Regions from separate parts of the Mus musculus genome. Here region 1 is linked to region 2. The links are chromatin contacts, found by Hi-C or POLR2A ChIA-PET in ENCODE. All regions are on one chromosome and are shown on one strand. The core of a region is the stretch at or near the end of the contact, and the rest is flanking DNA. Distances in the headings are between cores, read along the strand shown. Region 1 holds the start of 3110082I17Rik (RIKEN cDNA 3110082I17 gene). Region 2 holds the start of Gpr146 (G protein-coupled receptor 146).

What was found. Hi-C counts contacts between places; a loop is a spot of excess contacts on that map. ChIA-PET counts read pairs that join two places held with the same protein, here RNA polymerase II (POLR2A).
Region 1: POLR2A ChIA-PET joins it to region 2 with 11 read pairs in Patski. The contact joins the promoter of 3110082I17Rik here to the promoter of Gpr146 in region 2. A Hi-C loop is called at or near these places in 1 of 37 maps with a recorded cell type or tissue (left cerebral cortex). POLR2A ChIA-PET finds 5 or more read pairs at or near these places in 3 of 5 experiments (Patski and embryonic stem cell).

Annotation. Positions count from the first base shown.
Region 1 is chr5:139,459,112-139,462,782 of GRCm38, reverse strand. It overlaps 3110082I17Rik (RIKEN cDNA 3110082I17 gene), which reads left to right and starts at 2,249. Exons shown (of 5, transcript NM_028469.3): 1 at 2,249-2,314.
Region 2 is chr5:139,378,592-139,381,974 of GRCm38, reverse strand. Gpr146 (G protein-coupled receptor 146) reads right to left here and starts at 1,336. Exons shown (of 2, transcript NM_030258.5): 1 at 1,232-1,336. All of the region lies in intron 2 of 3110082I17Rik (RIKEN cDNA 3110082I17 gene), which reads left to right.

The sequences.
Region 1 (3,671 bases), core at 1,000-3,499, 80 kb before region 2:
CTGGAGCTCACTGGTGATCTAGCCTCGACGAATCTGTAAGCTCTGGGTTCAGTGAAAGACCCTGTCTCAAAAAGTTACTCGGCAAAGTGATAGAGAAAAACACCATGAAGAAGACCTCTGGCCTCCATACATGTATGCACAAACACATGAACATATACAAATATATGACACACGCCCACCACACACACTCATACACTACACACATACCACACACTTGCCTGCACACACACAAACACAAACACACATTCACACCACACACTTGCCTACACACACTATATACTCATCCACACACATGTACACACACACCCCACACAGACCACACCACACACTTACCTGAGCACACACACACACATACATGCACACTACACACTTGCCCCATGCACACCATACACACACACACACATACATACCACATAAATGTAAAAGACAGCCAACTAGAACAGAAAAGAAAGTCCAGAAGGCCTCAAATGCTATGTATAGAGTCGGTAGGTAGGAAGAGACTGAGCTGTGAAATGATTGGAGTCGGGGCACCTGGCTGGGCAGGTGACATAACTTGGTAGAGTGCTCACCTACCATGTAAGAATCCCTGAGATCAACCCACAAATACATTTAAATTGGAAGGGAAAGAGTTGGGGCAGGCAGTGGTGGCACATGCTTTTAATCCCAGCACACCAGGGCCAGAGGCAGGCAGATCTCTGTGAGCTCAAGGCCAGCCTGGTTTTCAGAGTGAGTTCCAGGCTAGCTGGGGCTAAACAGAGAAACCCTGTCTCAAAAAAAAATAAATAAAATAAGGTATCCTTATACAGAAAGATTGTTACCTGTTATCTCTGTGTTGGCCACTTTCACAGCAAATGCCAGCTGAGCTAGAGTTCTTGATTCTCAGCCTGTTAGAGGCTTCAACAAAACTCAGGTGAGGGAGTCTGTCTTTTCTCATTGCTTGATAATTCCCCTCTCTCTATTCTGCATCACAAGGAATTTACTGTCTCCTCTTAGTTGGCTAGCAGCATCAGCAATAAATCACACCCACTCCATCTGTAATTTTGTCATTTTGAAGCAGGGTCTCACTAAGCCTTGGCTAACCTGGAACACACTATGTAGACCAGGCTGGCCTCACACTTGTAGAGATCCACTTGCCTCTGACCCAATGCTGGAATTAAAGGCTGTTGTGGGGTACTCTGAAGAGAAGACTGCTAGACATGGTTTAAGCCAATAGAAAATCTTTATTAGCTGTCCAGCAACTACACTGGGTGATGGAATCCTAGTGTAGCACTGAGCCTTTTTCCAGGTGATTTTTTAAGCACTAAAACCATGTTCCGAGTTGACACACAGTTAAAAAGAAGAGTAAACCAGAAGTGGAACTAGAGAGGCTGGAAAGCAAGGTTAGTGTGTGTTGAGACTTTCCCAGCACTATATGGACTCTGATGGACTAGGCCCTTGTTTTAGTTTGGGCAGGTGGTGCTGTCTATGTGCTGCTAAGTTTTACAGCCTCATGGTACTTCCAATGTGGAGTCAGTGTGCTAAGGTCTGGTGGCCTACTAAGGTCTATGGCCCTGTTACAAGGCCAGTGACAGCTATGCCAGACCCTTTACATTACTTCTTCACTACTTTGTGTGTGTGTGTGTACACATACATATATTATGAAATGTACATATTTACTTATTTAGTGTGTGTGTGTTTAGAGGTCAGAAGACAGCTTGTGGGAATTGATTTTCCTTCCGATTTATGGATCCTGGACATCAAACTAACGTTACCAAGCTTTACAATAAACACTTTTACCGTCGGAGGCATCTCACTGGCCTTTATGAATCTCGAGAAGACCCCGAGTTTCTGATCCTCCTCCCTCTATCTCTTTGGTGCTGGGATTATAGGCTACAACAGGGTCCGACTTTGAACTCCCTACACAGCGGAGGATAGCCTTGAACTCCTAATCCTTCTTCCTAGCTTCCCTAGGGCTGGGACGAAAGGCGTGCACCTCCAAGCCCGGCACCCCTCGGATATTCTAACTTTACCTGCTGGAATTCTCTGAGAGGTGTTCTATCTGTTCAGCCCAGCACCAGCGGCCAGAATTCGGCCGCACGTGCCCACGCCACCAGGTGTTGCCCTGGCAACTGACTGCGCTCTCAGCTCAGAGAGATGACGCCAATATCCTGCGCCAGGGCTGCGCCCTCCCATGCGGCGGCCATTGGCTGGCTGGAAGATGGACGCCTTCCCGATCCAATGGATAGCGCTGATCTTCTGAGGGCGGGACGGCGCGGAACCTGCTGAGCTGGTGGTGGAGGCGCGTGGCAGAGGTGTGCGAGAGTGGGAGCTGCAGGTGCGTGCTGGGTAGGGTGGGGTGACGGGGGGTTGTCGCATCCGCCCGGGGAGACGCGGTCCTGGGCCGGGCTGTGCGTCTCTGCGCAGCTCTCCACGTGGATTTCCAGAGATCTATTCAACCACCCACCTACCCATTTACCCCTGTTGATACAGGCGACCACTTAGCCATTCGTCCACTCCTCCGTCTACTTAAACGTCCATCCACTCCTCTACCCAATTATCCATCCGTCCACCCACCTATTCATCCAGGCACCCACCCATCCATTCATCTATATCCTTCATCCACCCACCCACTTATTCATGCACCCAACAGTCCTTCCATGTATCCATTCTTACAAGTTGGGTGTGGTGGTACACAGCTGTGGTCTCAGTATCCTGAAGGCTGGGACTGAAAAAAATTGCCGCTAGCTCGGTCTAGCCATGTCTTCTAAATGAGACTCCGTTCAAAAAAAAAAAAAAAAAAAAAAAGATTCTTTGGGTTCCTTTTCTGTATCGGTGTCACTCAAGGCTCTGGGAAGAAACGGGGGCCAGAATAAGAATCCCAGATCTAGGGAGCCCAGGTTTTTGACTGTAGAAGATCTCTTACTAATGGTCTTAGGTACCATGGAGATAATTTAAGGGAGTCTTGTTCCTTCTTTGAGCTTGCTGAGGCATAGTCTTTCTGGTTTCTGCTGCTGCACTGTGTACCCCAGGCTTACCCCCCTGTCTCTGCCTTCCATCTCACCATAGGAGAGACGAGACGACAGATTCACACACTGCATCCAGCTTTTTATGTAAGTCCCAGGAATCGAACTCATATTATCAGGCTTGTTCGGCAGGTGCTTTTACCCACTGAGAACTCCTAGCCCTCTGTCTTCTTATTTCCTTGCTGCATGAAGCAGCAGTCAGTGCCTCTGGATTTCATTTCCTAAAGGACTAGTGACATTGGGCATCTTTTCATGTTCTTCACTGTTTGTTCAAGACCTTTGCCCATTCTAGAGTTTGCAGTGTGTGTGTGTGCCAGAGGTCAACTTTAGGTGGTCCCCAGCAGCCATCTACCTTGTATGTGACAGTGGACTCGACAGGCTAGGCAGGGACGGAACTCAGGTCTTCAGGCTTAGTGGCAAGCGCCTTTACCTGCTGAACCATATTGCTTTCTCCCCCTCCCCCACCACTTCTTTTGTTTGGTTTTTGTTTTGTTTTTTGAGAGAAGGTTTCTCTGTATAGCAAGCCCTGGCTGTCCTAGACTCCCTTTGTATACCAGGCTGGCTTCGAACTCACAGAGATCTTCCCACCTCCGCCTCTAGAGCTCTGGGATTAAAGGTGTGCACCACCCCACCTGGTGCCCAAATTCTTTTATTGTATAATTGCCAGAG
Region 2 (3,383 bases), core at 87-2,586:
AACTAGGGCAGGTTAAGGAAAACAGGAGCCTCACTTGTGAGCACAGATCTCACTCCCCCAAGGGCTTGGCTTCATGTCTCAGTATGTTTGGGTCATTAAAGGAGGGGATTATGCTAGGACATTGTGGGGTAAGGAAGGAGAGAATGCCCAGGGAGCTGCAAGAGTCTCCTCCAGTCTGTGAACCACACAGGCATCCCCTCCCAACTACTCAGCCTACACATTCTGACCTAAATCCCCATGCATCCCCACATTAGGTTTAGCTGGATGTGTCGCAGCTTTCTTCATGAGCCCATTCAAGAGTCACGGGGAGCCGGGCGTGGTGGCGCACGCCTTTAATCCCAGCACTCAGGAGGCAGAGGCAGGCGGATTTCTGAGTTCGAGGCCAGCCTGGTCTACAAAGTGAGTTCCAGGACAGGGCTACACAGAGAAACCCTGTCTCGAAAAACCAAAAAAAAAAAAAAAAAAAAAAAGAGTCACGGGGACACTGATACACTGTACCCTGGGAGCAACCAGAGGTTCTAGTTTGGAAATCTGGACCTTGTGGTTGTTCTTCAAAGACTTACATGGCAGGTTAGGATAATGTGACTGTACCCTTAGTGTAATTATTAATAGTGTTTCCTTGCACTCACAGAGATAGTGCCTGGTCCCCTATGGGTGGAGTGGCCTCAGGACACGTCCAGAGGCGTTTCAATAGGATTAACTTATAGTTCTTTCAAGCTAGCTTAACCCCAGGTTATCAGTGCCTCTGATACATGGAGGTGGACATAGATGTCAGGTTGCTGGATCAGGACGAGAATAGGAATGCAGCTCGCAAGAACATAATCACAGACCGGGGCGCGCTAAATTGGCAGGTGCTGTTCTGGACAGCGGGTACTAAGTTAGTCCTAGTCAGCAAGCCTGAGGACCGAAGAAACTGTATCCCTTCACTTGGGGTTCTAGTTGCTGGTACTGCCTCCCGTGCCCGATGAATGTTCAGGGCCGATGGCGCAAGTTCCGCTATCTCTACGCACGGGTTCCAAATGTCCTGACGCTCTTAACCAACAGAAGGGACGAAGATGGTAACCGTAGCGTCCTAGGAGAGCCCGTCCGCCTCCTCGGGCAGCAAACCCACCGCCCGCCGCGGGTTCAGGACCACACTCCCTGTCCCTGGCGTCCACCCAGCGCAGCCTGGCGCGGTCTCCTCCCGCCTGGAACAGAGCATTAGGGGCTCCCCTCCCCGGGCCCCACTCACCGCTCGCTGGGCGGCGGCCCGCGCACCGGCCGCGGGCGGGCAGCTGGGCTTGCAGGAGGCAGCGGAGCTCACGGCGCGCACGCCGTGGGGGCTGTGTACACACGTGACCCCGTCCCGCCCCCGGGGGCTGCTCGCGTGGTCCCGCCCCCGCCCGCCGAGCAACGCCGTCAGGCCCTGCCCTCTCTCCCGACCCACAGCTCGGTGGCTCCGCCCTTTTCTTGGAACCGGTGCTTAGTTCCCGCAGGCTCCGCCCCCAGTCCGAACGGACAATCCCCTTGGCCAGCCACGGCCGGCCGCCTTAATGCTGGAGGGCGGCGCACCTGCCCCCATTAAAGTTTGTAATTTCCCCGACCTGTGCTTCCCCGGTCCTAGAGGCGTCTAAGTGGAGCTGTCCGGAGAAAACAGCTCCGACCCACTGTGTAGCTGCTGTCCAACATGAAAGTGGGAATGGTGCCATTTAGAGTATTTGCCTAACAGTCAGGAAGCCCGGCGTTTAGTCCTCAACACCACATAAGCCAGGGGTAGTGGTGCGTGCATACATGTAGTCCCAACACTCAGGAGATAGAGCAGGGAGGATCAGAAGTTCAAGGCTGTCCCTGGCTACATAGTCACCTGAAGGGTATCCTGGGATACATGAGATCTTAAAAAACAAAGAGTAACAACAACAAAATACACACACACACACAGATAGCCTAACTGGGCATGATGGTGCCCATCTATAATCTCAGCACTCAAGAGGCAGAGCAAGGACTGCCATAAATCCAAGGCTGTTGTAGCTTACATAGCAAATTCTGGGCCAACTGGGGTTGCAAAGTAAGACTGTCAAAAGTGGGGGGAGGGTCCTGGAGTTGTTGGCCCAATTGCAAGCAGGAGGACCTATGTTTGATCCCTCAGAACCCATGTCAGAAAGGTTGAGTGTGGTAGCATGTGCTTGTAGTGCTAGGGAGGTGGCAGGCGCTGGGGCCCTTTGGGCCAGCCTATCTAACTTTCACATTTCAGGCCACCAACCACCCCCACCCCCAAAAAGCCAACCCTGTCTTATAAAAAACAAGGTGGACAGCACCTGAGGAATGATGGCCAAGGTGGACCTCTGGGCTCCATAGGCACATAATCTAAAATGAAAGTAAACCATAAATAATTGACCCTCAGGATTCCTGGTGAGACTCTGAAGTGTCAGGGTTCCTGGGCCTTCCAGAGGGTTCCTGTGAGGTTTCACTCACAACTGGGGAGTGCTGCTGGTGAACCGAGCACCCTCCTAGTGCAAGGCCCCACTGGCTGCCTGCTCTGCACCACCCGAAGCACAGCACAGATGTTCAGAGTAAGAGGGCCCAGCCGCCGACTCGGCTGCGGGCGGTCCTCCCATTGAGCAGGCATGTCCCCGAGCTAGACATCTTGGACATGGTAGGGTGTGTGAATTGCTGTCTGACCTCGTGCTCTGAGGTTGATATTTGAAAAATCCCACAGAGCTGGCCTCCCTCGTGCTGCAGGGAGGGCTCCTAAGGGTCAGGCATGGCCCCTGCTCGGGCCGTGTACTCAGTGGTCACGAGTCTCAGCTCACACAGCAGCCCAGTGCCCTGCCGAGGCCAAGCGCCATGGAAACGCCCGGAACTTCCCTTCCCGGGCCACATTCTTGGGACTTGGCAGGTCTTCCTGGCTGTTCTGGAGTGGCAGTTGATAAGATCAGCTGCATTCCACAAGGGCACTTCGAAATGCTGGGCAGGAACCAGAGAGCAGCCCTGTTTCCCCGAGCCGTTGCATTTGTCTTTCGTGGGCTTGGGGTGGTGGTGGGGTTACATCTGTCCTCACCAGTTCCCCATGTTCTCCACTTTCTCTCGTGCATTTGAGCATTGTTGGGAAGGTTCGAATCTAGGGGACACTGGCCAGGAGCAGGGAATATGTTTAAGTTAATTATTAGTTTTTGATGGGGGCTAGGGGCTGTAGCTAAGTTGGTAGAACGCTTACTTAACATGCATAAAGCCTAGGACCCATCCCCAGCACCACCTAAACAATGTATGGCGGTGGATGCCTGCAATCCCAGCACATAGGAGGCGGGAGGATCAAGAACTCAAGGCCAGCCTTGCCTTTAGAGCACTTTTAAAGCTAGCCTGATCTCCATGAGGTTTTCTCTCAGTAAATAAATTACTTTATTTGT